Regions from separate parts of the Homo sapiens genome. Here regions 2 and 3 are each linked to region 1. Evidence: chromatin loops called from intact Hi-C (ENCODE). Cell type or tissue: heart left ventricle. All regions are shown on one strand. Each heading gives the region's core, and the rest is flanking DNA. Links, peaks and the distances in the headings are about the cores only.

Region 1 (4,433 bases), core at 685-3,184:
CAAGAAGAGCTAACTGTCCTAAATATATATATGCATCCAGTACAGGAGCACCCAGATTCATAAAGCAAGTTCTTAGAGACCTGCAAAGAGACTTAGACTCCCACACAATAATAACGGGAGACTTTAACACCCCATTGTCAATATTAGACAGATCAACAGGACAGAAAATTAACAAGGATATACAAGACTTGAACTCAGCTCTGGACCAAGCAAACCTAACAGACATCTACAGAATTCTCCACCCCACATCAACAGAATATACATTCTTTTCAGCACCACATCACACTTATTCTAAAATTGACCACATAATTAGAAGTAAAGCAAATGTAAAAGAACAGAAGGCCCAACAAACTGTACAATCAAATTAGAACTCAGGATTAAGAAACTCACTCAAAACGGCACAACTACATGGAAACTGAACAACCTGCTCCTGAATGACTACTGGGTAAATAACAAAATGAAGGCAGAAATAAAGATATTATTTGAAACCAATGAGAACAAAGACACAACGTACCAGAATGTCTGGGACACATGTAAAGCAGTGTGTAGAGAGAAATTTATAGCACTAAATTCCTGTAAGAGAAAGCAGGAAAGATCTAAAATCGACACCCTAATATCACAATTAAAAGAACTAGAGAAGAAAGAGCAAACAAATGCAAAAGCTAGCAGAAGACAAGAAATAAGATCAGAGCAGAACTGAAGGAGATATGAGGCACACACAAAAAAGTAATTCACAAACTCACAATTTCTTTTTTCTTTTCTTTTTCTTTTTCTTTTTTTTTTTTTTTTTTTTTTTTTTTTTTGAGACAGAGTCTCGCTCTGTTACCCAGGCTGGAGTGCAGTGGCACAATCTTGGCTCACTGCAAGCTCCGCCTCCCGGGTTCACGCCATTCTCCTTTCCCCTGCCTCAGCCTCCAGAGTGGCTGAGACTACAGGCGCCTGCCACCAAGCCCGGCTAATGTTTTGTATTTTTAGTAGAGACAGGGTTTCACCGTGTTAGCCAGGATGGTCTCAATCTCCTGACCTCGTGATCCGCCTGCCTCGGCCTCCCAACACAATTTCTTTAGCACCAGTCTTTAGAAATGACTGTGGGAATAGTTCAATTTATTGAGAAATACCTTTCTCCTCTTGCTTTATTTGGTGTTGTAACTCCTTCTTCTACCTTAGTTATTTCTATGCAGAGGTAATTTTCTAGTTGTAGAGTTAGTCACTGATGGACGCCACCTGATTATAGCAAGAGAAGGACTAGAATCATCATGTTCACTAGCACTAGGTTCTTGTGTCAGAGCACAGGACCAGGTTTCTGGAGGCTTCTATTCTGCCAGCAGAGCACAACATTTTTCAGTCACCAATGTGAGGTACAAAGAATGGGGATGATCAATGCCTTAATTCAAAAGTGTGATACATGTTTGACAATGAACAATTTATAGGTTGAAAAAAAAAAGATGTGGCAAGAAGTTCCATGTAATGAAACTTGAAAGCTTTTTAACATTCTGCTTTATAAAAACAGAAACATGAATCGTATAAAAACTGAACTAGTTTTAGATATTTCTTAATATAACATTTTCAAGATAATTTATGTAGAGCATCAGTCTAAGTGTATATTTACATTAACATGTAATAGAAAAAAGGGGATCAGGTCTGATCATCTTGTAAAGAGTTATGTTGGTGGTTGGAAGCGTGGAATTCAGACAAATAGATTATATTATGATTTGATGACAAATTATTACTTTTCTCATGACATTGTATGCATAAAAATATGCATTGTAAGAAATCTATGAAAAACTATGGGACTTCAATTCAATAGAATTTCTCCCTTAGGGTGGCATATATAAAGATTCATAAGAATAAGCAGAAGTATAGTACGCTAAGAAATGGAAATGTTATGAATTTGTAAGTGAAGTTTCTTTTAGTGCCACTAGATGGCATATGTTAGCTGTAAATCTCCCTTGAATAAAGTTTAAGATTTAACGTGACTTGTTTCCCCAGAGTATCCAACACATTTTATTTTAAATATTAATGGATTTTTATATGTTTTCTCAAATATATGACACTCAATACAATTAATAAATAATTGGAAAAATATCACATGATTATTTTTATATCAAGTTAAAACAAGAAGAATTATGTCATCTGCAAACAATTTTGTTGTCTTCCTTTCTAATTTGAATGTATTTTAGTTCTTTTTCTTGCCTAATGGTTCTAGCTAGGATCTCCAGTACTATGCTGAATAGAAGTGGTGTTAAGAAGCATTTTTGTTTTGTTTCTGGTGGTAGAGGAAAAGCTTTCAATTTTTAACCATTTAGTATGATGTTAGCTGTTGGTTTGTCACATATAGCCTTTATTATGTTGAGGCAACTTCCTTCTATACCTAGTCTGTTAAGAGTTTTTATCATTGTCAGGATGGCTGCAATATGGCGGAGTAAAAAGTCTCAGGCTACACACACTCCCCCCACCCCTTGTAAGCTTATCTAGCAATTATCCATAGACCAGAACATCTTCTTCAAAAGCCCAATATTGGAAACGAGCCTGAGACAATGTGGTACACATACCTAAGTGAAAATTGAGTGAGAAGGGTCAGAAGAATGGTCTCCCCCCCCGCCACCACGAAGTTGGCACAACACTGGTTGAAGAGCATTACCCTGGACCCATAGTTTCTGCAGTGGGGAAAGAGAACTGGAGGCAGTCATTCAGCTTCCCTAGCATTTTGAGATGCTTTCTTTCCAGGAATCCCGCCTGTCTCACCTCATAGGGAAAGAAAAGGGTAAAGGCATGGCTAGACCACCTGGGGTCAAGTAGAAACAAAGAAAGAAGGCAGAGGCCACAGTGACTAGCATATGGATCTGTGTGGCACCTCTGTGTTCACACCAGCTGCGGTGCCCAATCAGAGTTACCAGCCAACTTCATAGCCCACCCAGAAAGCTGAACTGATCTTTTTCAGAAGCACAGTGGGAAGTTCAGCCTTGCTTGAGTCCCTAGATGGCTAGCCTCCATGGCCAGGCACACAGCCTACTCTAACAACCCTGCCCAGGTAGGGAGATGCCCCCCTCTGCGCATTTTGAGAATCACACAGGCTAGATATCTTGGGTCAAGCAGTGGCTCCACTCATCCAAAAAGCTTGCCTTATAATCCTGCTGAGGCAGGGAGACAGCCACATGCATACATTTCTAAGAGGCACAAGGGCTAGACCTGTAAAACCTAGGAGTCCAAAGAGTAAGTAACTTAGCTCAGCCAAAAAGCCTGCCCAACAACCTCCCGTGTGCATTTTGCAGGAGTGTAGGAACTAAACCTGCTTGACGCAGGAAGTCAAGTAGCATCTTGACTCAGGCAAAAGTCCACCCTACAGCTCTGACCTAATGGAGGCAACCCTTAATCACACATTTTTAAGGAGCATAGGCTCTTGTCTTGCCCATCACAAGCAGCAACTTTCAAAGCCCAGCCTGAAGCCCTGCCCAAGTGCAGATTCCAAATAGTAAAATTGCCCAGCCAAGGAATACATCTTCTGACTACCCTGACCAGAGAGCATCACAGTACCAAGCCGGCAACTCTTCCTAATAGCGGAGCCCAACCAGTAGCTTCCTCTAATAGCAGAGCCCAACCATTGGTCTCTGCCTAACCAGTGGTCTCTCTGGACAGCAGAGCCCAGCCATCAGAGCAAAGGCAGTGGCCCAGCCAACTAGAGAAACCACAGCAAGTTCTGCCTGGAGTTGTCAGCCCTTTCAGAATCACAGGCTAGACTATTAGTGAAGGTCTGTTCCTACAATGAACACCTGTAAAGGCCAAACGAATGGACCATTTCTTCAAATGCACAGCAAATGCAAGGACACAAGTATTATAAAGAATCAAGGAATCATGACACCTCTACAGAAACTAATAAAACTGCAACAGCCAGAGGCAAGAAAAAGCTAAGCTCAAGCCCAGGACATATAAGTATAGTGGAGCTCCAATGAAAATTTAATTCTCATGGATGTCAGCTCCACCATGGTCAGGATCTTCATTATAAAGAAGTGAATCCTGGAATCAAGACGTCTGAAATGAGACACTTGATAAACTTGAAACTCAGACTTCTCTGAACTTTGTGGGCCTACAAAAGTGGCCTATTCCTCCCTGTTAAGAACTAGTGCTACCTACTGGCTTGAAGACAATCCCTTGCAATTTTACTTTCAGGTCATTCAGGATGAACCTCCAACTCCTCTCCTGGATATCAGACCAATAACTAGGATCAAGTCAAAATATAACCCAACTGACAAAGAGCTGATTCTATGGGGGAAGGAGAGCTGTGCACCAAAGAAGCTGCAAAACCTAGCTAGAGTGTACCAGCAGAAGCTGGGAGAGTACATATGGGACTAAATCCTGAGGGTGTCCAGGTTGAGGGATCTAGAGTTCTGGAACATAAAATTAATAAGGAAGAATTTATCAATATGAATATTGAT
Region 2 (4,433 bases), core at 1,135-3,634, 540 kb after region 1:
TATAAAGTATGCAAATATTTTAAAATCAATAGAGAGTTTTTATAATTTATTTATTGAAAGACATTGAATTTAAATAATAGTGTGAAAGTATAAAAGGTAAATTCCATGAGGTCAACCTATACTTAATAAAATTATTTTTACATATATATTGATTTTTACTAATTTAGTAATCTAAGTAAACCCATACTCTCAGCTCAACATTTTAGCTATTTCTAAAAATAGACATGCAGAAAATCACTTTTCCATGAGTTCAAATTCCAGTTTGAACTATGTTAAGAGCTTTTCCCTAATTCATGTTGACTGACTATTTGAATGGACATTTTCTAATTGTTTTGTATCTTTTAACTGTTGCACATGATTTCAGAGTACAAATCTCAAAAGAGATTTCACATCTGTTCTCTGTTCTTTCACTGGTCTTGGCCACACAGATCACATTATAACAATCCCTGCCCCCAAAACGTACATCAGGGATGTTGCTATTTCATTTGTAAGGTTTTAGGTGAGCCACTCTTACATCATCCAGGTTTGCCTTAGCTGGTTACGTAAGAGGCCACATGGTGAACATAATCCAAGCTTTAAATACTTCAAACTGTAAGAATAAATAATTGTTTCTAAGTGAATGACAGAAGTTGGTTTTTTTCTCTCTCTCAATCTATCTTTCTCTCCAGGAATTCCCAATCAAAATGCAATGGTTTCATTTTCTTTAATTCATCAGTTAGGTCATTTTTGGGTCTGTCTATAAATTTCAATGTAGGGTTACTGCTTACAGAGTTGAGCTTCTAAATGGAAATATTTTTATAAGCAGGTTGACCACCCTAACTGATAATTCAATTTAAATGCCATACCCTAAACAATCATCAAATGAATTCAAGTCAGGGAAAAAGTCCAGATGCTCCAGGAAGCACTGGGGGATCTCTCTCATAACTAACATTTGAACCCATACCTCAAATTTTCAACGGAAGCATGGCTTTGCCTAGAAGTTCCTGTTACCACAACAATCATCTAGTAAAACATTTTTCATAAAATACTTTTCAGTAAAAAAATAAACAAGTAAGACTATATGAATCTTATATCTATGTCTCAGAAAGGCAAGCACTTCTAATAACATCGAGGCTACACTCAGATCCACACATATGATTATTTGACTGATGTTATCATTCAAATAGTCCAAATAAACACTAGCCGCCCGCCCCCCCCCCCCAAAAAAAAAGCTTGTTGCTTTATTTATTTTGCTATAAAAGTTTCACTTAACTTCTACGTGTTTGCTTACATGGACCCCTCAGAGGTTGTCAAAATTAAGGTATTTGGGATCAGGGCTGGGGTAGTGCACATTCTGTCAGCTTTAATTATAATTTTTGAAACACGCCAAACTCTTTTGTAAACCTCTTTGTTCTTTTTCTTGCATAGGTTCTTGGCTACTTAAATGTAAGCTGCATTAACTAACTGAATCATTCCCATGTCATCAATGTATAATTTGTACCCCTTTTCTCAATTTTCATTTGCCTTGTTGTAGAGATTTTTAAAGACATTATTTTCCTGAAATTTTATTCCAAGTGTTTACTAAAATCCTAATTGCAAATGCAACCTTCTTTATAATTTATACAACTGCTTTACCATTACAATATTTACGCAATCTAATATACCCAAGATTATTTTATCTTGGTTTTACGTATATGTATGTATATATACACACACATACAAACACATATGCACATAGGTATTTAATGATTTTATGGATTATATAGATTATCTTAGAGCTTTCTATAATGATCTTATAAATATATATTCAGTTGAGAAGAAGTTTAATATAAGTCATTCAAAACTTAGGATCTATTGTAGTGCCTTACACACATTCTTTGACAGTAAAAAATCAATATAAAAAAATTTCATTCCCTAGCGCCATACCATTGTTGAACTTGTTTTTTCTTTGTACATTTTAGCTAATTACATAAGAATTTTAACTTCACTGATTTCATAAACTTTCACATTACATATTGTATAGTGCATATAAATAATGTATTGGTTAAATTTAAAAGAACTTTTGTGTACACAACTTTCCACTTGGAATTGTAAATGGTTTCATTCCTCCTATTCCATACTATGCTACTGCCACCATGTGGAATAGTCAATGAACTAAATTCCAGATGCTAAAGTCCACAGAGATGATTGATACCCTGCTTCTTCAGATGTTTTTTTTTTACTTCTTTAAACTTACAGTTCTTGTTTAACCTTAATTTTGGAGTTATAGAAAAATAAAGTGATTCCTTGAAATATGTACAATTTAAAACTTAAGGTAAATTACCTTCTCAAAGATGTGTATTTGTACAGTTCTTTTAAGCACATTTGCATGATCTTACATAAAAACAAAATGACATACAAAAATAACTCAAAATGCTTAACTAGTAGTCACACAAGCTAAATATTTCATCTTAACTCTCACTCAAGCAAATCACTTACATTAGAGGAGGTCTACATCCAGGCTAAGGCGACTTTTGTGGAGAAAAAATTCCTTTACTCATGCCTAGTAGTATATTTATAATCACAACACTAGGTTCATATAACAAATGCACATGAAAACTTTTCTGTTGTGAGTAAAATGTTCCTAGAAAAGTAGCTAATTGTTTCTCAACATATATGATTTTATGTAGGCTCATCTTTCAAAATGTTTGCTTCTATGAAATTTTCATCATAGAGTCACACAAGACATATACAGTAACAGATGGCTTTGACAAATATTTTTCATAATGCTGGAGTACAGGTCTTCAACAGAAATACTGTGGGAAGCTAGTATTGAATAAACGTTGGATTGGGCTTTAAAAGTTCCAAGATTATACAATTTAGCTTCTATTGTAGTGTCTTACTCATAAATGAAAACAAATGTTTGTTAAAAACAAGTGAATAGATGCTTGAGTGGTTTCTACTTCTTACCAGAGGGTAAGAAGACTTTGGTGTTATCCAACATATCAGTAAGTTCATTACAGTATGTGGTAAGAGCAGGACCAAAACTGGGCTATTAGTGTCTTGCATTTTGCAATTTGGGCTGTTTCACTATACTTACATCATCATACATTCTTAATCTTTTTATTTAATATTAAATAAGCAGACATCCTTACTGGAGGTAAACAACTTTTTAGGCAAAATATACTTAGTACACTTATTTATGTACTATATTATTCCTTGAAAATAAAAAAAATTCTTATAATTCTGGATTCACACATAGTTATATAATTGTAAAAGCAATAGTAATTTGGGGAGCAGACTTAATAAAATTGAACTTAAATCCAGGTGTGGTGGCTCATGCTTATAATCCCAGCACTTTGAGAGGCTGAGGTGGGTGGATCACTTGAGCTCAGGAGTTCAAGACCAGCCTGGGCAACATAGTGAGACCCCCATCTCTACTAAAAATACAAAAATTAGCTGAGCATGGTGGCTCACGCCTGTAATCCCAGCTACCCTAGGGTGCTGAGGCAGGAGAATCGCTTGAACCCAGGAGGTGGAGGTTGCAGTGAGCCTAGATCACACCACTGCACTCTGTCTGGGCAACACAGTGAGTGAGATTCTGTCTTGGTGGGGTGGGGGTGGGGTGGATGGGGTAATTAACTTAAAAATTAAATTCGTGGACAGGTGCAGTGGCTCATGTCTGTAATTCCAGCACTTTGGGAGGCTGAGGCAGGTGGATCATGAGGTCAGGAGATCAAGACCATCCTGGCCAACATGGTGAAACCCCGTCTGTACTAAAAATACAAAAATTAGCTGGGCATGGTGGCACACACCTGTAATCCCAGGTACTTGGGAAGCTGAGGCAGGAGAATTACTTGAACCCGGGAGGTGGAGATTGCAGTGAACTGAGATCACACCACTGCACTTCAGCCTGGTGATGGAGTGAGACTCCGTCTCAAAACAAAAAACAAAAAACAAAAAAAATTAAATTCCTATGGCTTTTTCATAGTTATAAACTTACATAATTTTACTTTTAGTTGTTTCAAAACTATTTTTCTTCTGAAAGGAACATTATAATTCCAATAATTAAATTTGGTATTACAGCTCTGGCCTACTTGATTTGAGAAGACTTTTAAGTAAGAGCAGTTTTGGCTATTTACAATGTATTACTGATTTGTTCCTTATATCCCACTGATTTGTAACTTTATCCTACAGTTCTGACTTCTGCTAATCTGTTTTTGTTTTGTTTTGTTTGAAAACTAAAATACTTGTCTTCAATTAAGAGTTTTCCAAAGCCACAGGGTCAACCTATTTTAAAAAGCCATAGGAATTTGTTTCCCAGCAGAACCCAGTTACTGGAAACTGTCACCTCAACAATTATCAGTTACCCAGAGTTCAACTTTAATTTACAATAGGCAAATCTCCAAAGAATAATGGAAATTAGTCTATGAAGAAAGCCAATAAAAATAAAATAAAAACTTCAGCCTTCGAAT
Region 3 (4,433 bases), core at 1,135-3,634, 540 kb after region 1:
AAGCCAAGCAGAGACATTAGATATGCAATAAATTATTTTCCATGGATTATTTTCCTTACTATCTGTTGAAAAACTGACAATGTTCACTCTAACTACATAAAACACATCTGCATATTCAGATATTTGTAACTTGGTTTAGATTTTACAAACTATTGACCATTTCTAGTTTGGATCTGAGAGCAAAATAGAAAAGACTTTCTCAATCATTTTTTAAAGTGAATTCTTTAAAATAAGTACGTTAAGAATAATGCATTCTCAAAAATGGATTTATTGTCAAGTGATTATAACTTTAGATGTGCATTCTTTATTTTGAAAGTTATTTCATATCATATGCTTTTTTCTCATTTGTTCTCATTCAATTTACTAGTTATTTTGAAATTTTTATTAATTTGAATGTTTTTTCATTTTTTAAATTAATTCTGAGAATTAAAGAATCAGAGAACTATTTCCTTACTGGCTAGGCAATCTTAAGTATGTATTGCTAAGCAGTCCCTTGGCTATTCTATGGAAAATAAAATAATTTTGCTAGCCCTGGAAATTATCTTTCAACTCTGTGTCTGGTTTTACTTTCCTTTATTCATTTGTTTGGACTACGGGATAGAGTTCATTTTAGTTTTGGCACTATTTTTAAGGAGGTCTCATGTACATGGGTGAGCCCTAAGGAATGGCAATGCTGCAGGTAAAGATTATAAAGCAAATGTATTTTAATTTGGAACAGCTGTGTGAGGAGATTAACATGGATCCTGTTTTAAAGCTATACCTATCTATAATCAGGTAGATTAATTCCCAAGAGTAGCACATTTCACAAAAGAACTCAAACATTTTGTTCTAATTCTCAAACCTTTTGGCCTCATTAAATTGTGCTGTGTATCTCCTGCAGCCTCATTCATCAGCTCTCCAATTGTAACTCATCAGGCCTACCTGGATTGCTCTGAAAGATTTCTGATTCATCTAGATGAAATATGAATGTAAATGAAGCATTCTGCAGCCACATTAGTATTAAACAAGAGGCTTGGGGGAAAACAAAGAGTTAGGTTTTTTTTTTTAAGCTCACCAAACTTTCTTTCAAGATGTTGTAATTTTTCTGTATTTCTAAATTTTATTACATTATGGTAAGAACTACCATCCTATGGTGAGATCTACCATCCTAACACACATTTAAATGTACAATGTATTACGGCTGATTCTAAGTACAATGTTTACAGCAGATCTCTGGAGCTTATTCATCTTGCTTAACTGAAACTTTATGTCCACTGATTAGTAACTCCCCATTTCTCCCTTCTCCCCACTTCAGGCAACCACTATTTCACTCTTCGAATCTATGAAATTGACCATTTTTGATATCTCATGTAAGTGGAATCATGCAATATTTTTTGATTGGTTTATTTCACTTGGTACAATGTCTTCAAGGTTCATCCAGGTTTGCACATATTGAGAATTTCCTTTTATTTATGCTGAGTAGCATTGCATTGTATGTATATACCACATTTTCTTTATCTATTCATCTGTCAAGGAACATTAAGGTTGTTTCCACATCTAGGCTATTTTGAATAGTGCTGTAATGAATATAGAAGTACTCTTCAAGATCCTAACTTCAGTTTTTTTTTTGGATAAGTATCCAGAAGTAGGCTTTCTGGATGCTATGGTAGTTATATTTTTAATTCTTTGAGGGACCTCCATATTATTTTCCGTGGGTGCTGCACAATTTTGCCTTCTCATCAACATTGTGCAAGGATTCCACCTTCTCCACATCCTCCCCAACACTTGTCTTTTGTTTCTTTGATGACAGCAATCCTGACAGGTAAGAGATGATATCTCATTTTGGTTTTGATTTATATTTCCCTGATGACCAGTAATGTACATTTTTTCATGTAGCTATTGGCTACCTCTATGTCTTTTCTCCAAAAACATCAAGTACTTAGCTCATTTTTCAATTGGGTTATTAGAGATGTTTTGCTCTTGAGTTGTAGGAGTTATTTTCATATTTTGTATACTAACCCCTTATCAAATATATGGCTTGTAAATATTTTCCCAATTCCAAAAGTTGTCTTTATAGCTCTGTTGATTGTTTCCTTTTCTGTGGACAAGAGTTTTAGCTTGATGTAGTCTCACTTATTTTTGGATTTATTACCTATGTTTTTAGTGCTGTATCCATGAAATCATTACCAAAATAAATGAATGCCATGAAGCTTTCTCCCTGTTCTCTTTCAGGAGTTTTAACATTTTAGGTCTTAAATTTTAGATTTTAATCCATTTTGAGTTGTTCTTTGTGTATGGTGTCAGATAAGGATCCAATTTCATCTTTATTTGCATGTCAATATTCAGTTTTCCAACACCATTTGTTGCACAATGGGGAAACCATTATGTATTGTTTGCACCCTTATAGAGGATCAATTGGCCATATATCCATGGAGTTATTTCTGGGATCTCTATTCTGTTCCAAAGGTCTAAATGTCTGTCTTTATGCTAGTGCCCTACTGTTTTGATTACCAGAAGCTTTGTAATACATTTTGATATTAGGAGGTGTGATGCCTCCAGCTTTAGTCTTGTTTTGTTCAAGATTTCTTTGGCTATTTTGTGGTCTTTTGTAGTTTTATATGTATTTTAGAATTTTTTTCTATTTTTATTAAAAATGCCATTGGGATTTTGATGGAGGTTGCAGTGAAACTGTAGATCACTTTGGGTACTATGGAAATTTTAACAATATTAAGTCTTCCAATCCATTAACATGAGATGTCTTTCCATTGGTGTCTTCTTTAATTTCTTTCATCACAGTGTTACAGTTTTCAGTATATAAAACTCCTTTGTTAAGTTCGCCTCCTTTGTTAAGTTTATTCCTAACTGTAGTATTCTTTTTGGGTCTATTGTAAATGAGATTGTTTTCCTCATTTTCCTTTCAGGTAGTTAGTTGTTAGAGTATAGAAACACAACTGATTTTTCAAATGTTGATGTTGTCTCCTGCAATGTTACTGAATTTTGTTTATTTGTTCTAATGAGCTTTTTGAAGTCCTTTAGTGTCTTCTATATTTAGATCATGTCATCTGCAAAAGGAGACTATTTATTTCTGCTACTAATTTCTAGTTTCACTCCACTGTGGTCAGTAAGGAGACTGGGTATGATTTCAATCTGAATTTGTTAAGAATTTGTTGTGACCTAACGTATGATCTATCCTGAAGAATGTTCCATATGCACTTGAGAAAAATGTGTATTATTTCTATTGGGTCAAATGTTCTCTATCTGTTTAAGTCTATTTGGTTATAGTGTTGTTCAAGTCCTCTGTTTCCAGATTGATCATCTGTCTGGCTGTTCTATCCATCACTGAAAGTGAGGTATTCAAGCTTTCTAGTATTATTGTATTGCTGCCTATTTGCCCCTTCAGTGCTGTCCATGTTTGCTTTATATATTTAGATGTTCTGATGTTGGGTGCATACATCTTTGTTATATATTATTGCTGGATTGATGCTTTTATTATATAACATCCTTCTTTGTCTCGTGTCAGTTTTTTTTTTTTTTTTACTTAAAGCCTGTTTTGTCTGATATAAATGTAGCTATCCATACTTTCTTTTGGTTATCATTTGCATGGAATAACTTTTTTCATCCCTTCACTTTTAGCCTATGTGTGTCCTTAAATCTAAAGTGAACTTCTGATAGGCAGCATATAGTGTGGTTTTGTTTTTTATCCATTCAGCCACTCTGTGTCTTTTGACTGGGGAGTTTAATTCATTTACATTTAAAATTATTATTGATAAGACAAAATTTATTAATGTCATTTTGTTATTTTCTGTCTTATTTTTCTTTTGTATTTTCTTTCTTCCTTTATGTTTGTCATTTTGATATTTTAAAGTTACATGTGAACTTATTTAAAAAAAGTTTTTTTAAAAAGTTGCATTCAAACATAGAATTTTTAAGAGTACTGAGCATTTATATTTTACTAAATCTATCGAATTTCATTTTTACACATTGGCCATTTGAAAGATAGTATTTCTGTGGAAAGTGAAATGCTGAGTTGATAAACGTATTATGTAACATTAATTTTGTGGCTCTGGAATTAGTACTGCATGCACAACTTTAGATAACAATAAACAATTATCTTTGTTATTAATATCTGTGGGCTGCAGATCGCTCACACAGGGTGGGTGTGTGTACAGCAGGCAATAAAGTTAGAACATGTTCCTCAATTCATCCACACACATTTGAAGCCATATTTGAAGATGGTGAAAAATATATAATGTACATATGTACACTATTTTATGTATATAAGCACTCTACACATACACATATGTCCTGGGCATAAACAATTACTACACAAATGCTGTTGTTTTAATAAAATACAGGTATACTCAAAAGTATAACTGAATTAAAGGTGGTTGTCTGCTATCATTTATACTCATTATTAGTGGACACAGAACATGCAAATACTTGTTTTCATTTAT

What was found. A loop is a pair of places that touch in the nucleus more often than their neighbours do. Peaks named below come from ENCODE experiments on the same cell type or tissue, not always from the same donor. Only the 100,000 strongest peaks of a DNase experiment are listed, where the experiment ranks them.
Region 2: a loop joins it to region 1, with 6 times the contacts of the local background. A loop is called at or near these places in 53 of 110 quality-filtered maps.
Region 3: a loop joins it to region 1, with 4 times the contacts of the local background. A loop is called at or near these places in 51 of 110 quality-filtered maps.

What each region holds. Positions count from the first base shown.
Region 1 is chr7:81,480,872-81,485,304 of GRCh38, forward strand. No RefSeq gene overlaps it. Among named protein-coding and RNA genes, the nearest start is that of HGF, 290 kb to the right of the region's middle. In heart left ventricle, for the core only: a CTCF peak has its summit at 1,902 (motif pointing right); no DNase peak of the experiment used is centred there; H3K27ac peaks cover 395 bases.
Region 2 is chr7:82,015,422-82,019,854 of GRCh38, forward strand. All of the region lies in intron 12 of CACNA2D1 (calcium voltage-gated channel auxiliary subunit alpha2delta 1), which reads right to left. The region is part of intron 1 of CACNA2D1-AS1 (CACNA2D1 antisense RNA 1); the gene reads left to right. Among named protein-coding and RNA genes, the nearest start is that of CACNA2D1-AS1, 8.5 kb to the left of the region's middle. In heart left ventricle, for the core only: a CTCF peak has its summit at 2,119 (motif pointing left); no DNase peak of the experiment used is centred there.
Region 3 is chr7:82,022,549-82,026,981 of GRCh38, forward strand. The region is part of intron 12 of CACNA2D1 (calcium voltage-gated channel auxiliary subunit alpha2delta 1); the gene reads right to left. CACNA2D1-AS1 (CACNA2D1 antisense RNA 1) reads left to right here. Exons shown (of 4, transcript NR_110077.1): 3 at 1,295-1,349. Among named protein-coding and RNA genes, the nearest start is that of CACNA2D1-AS1, 16 kb to the left of the region's middle. In heart left ventricle, for the core only: no CTCF peak of the experiment used is centred there; no DNase peak of the experiment used is centred there.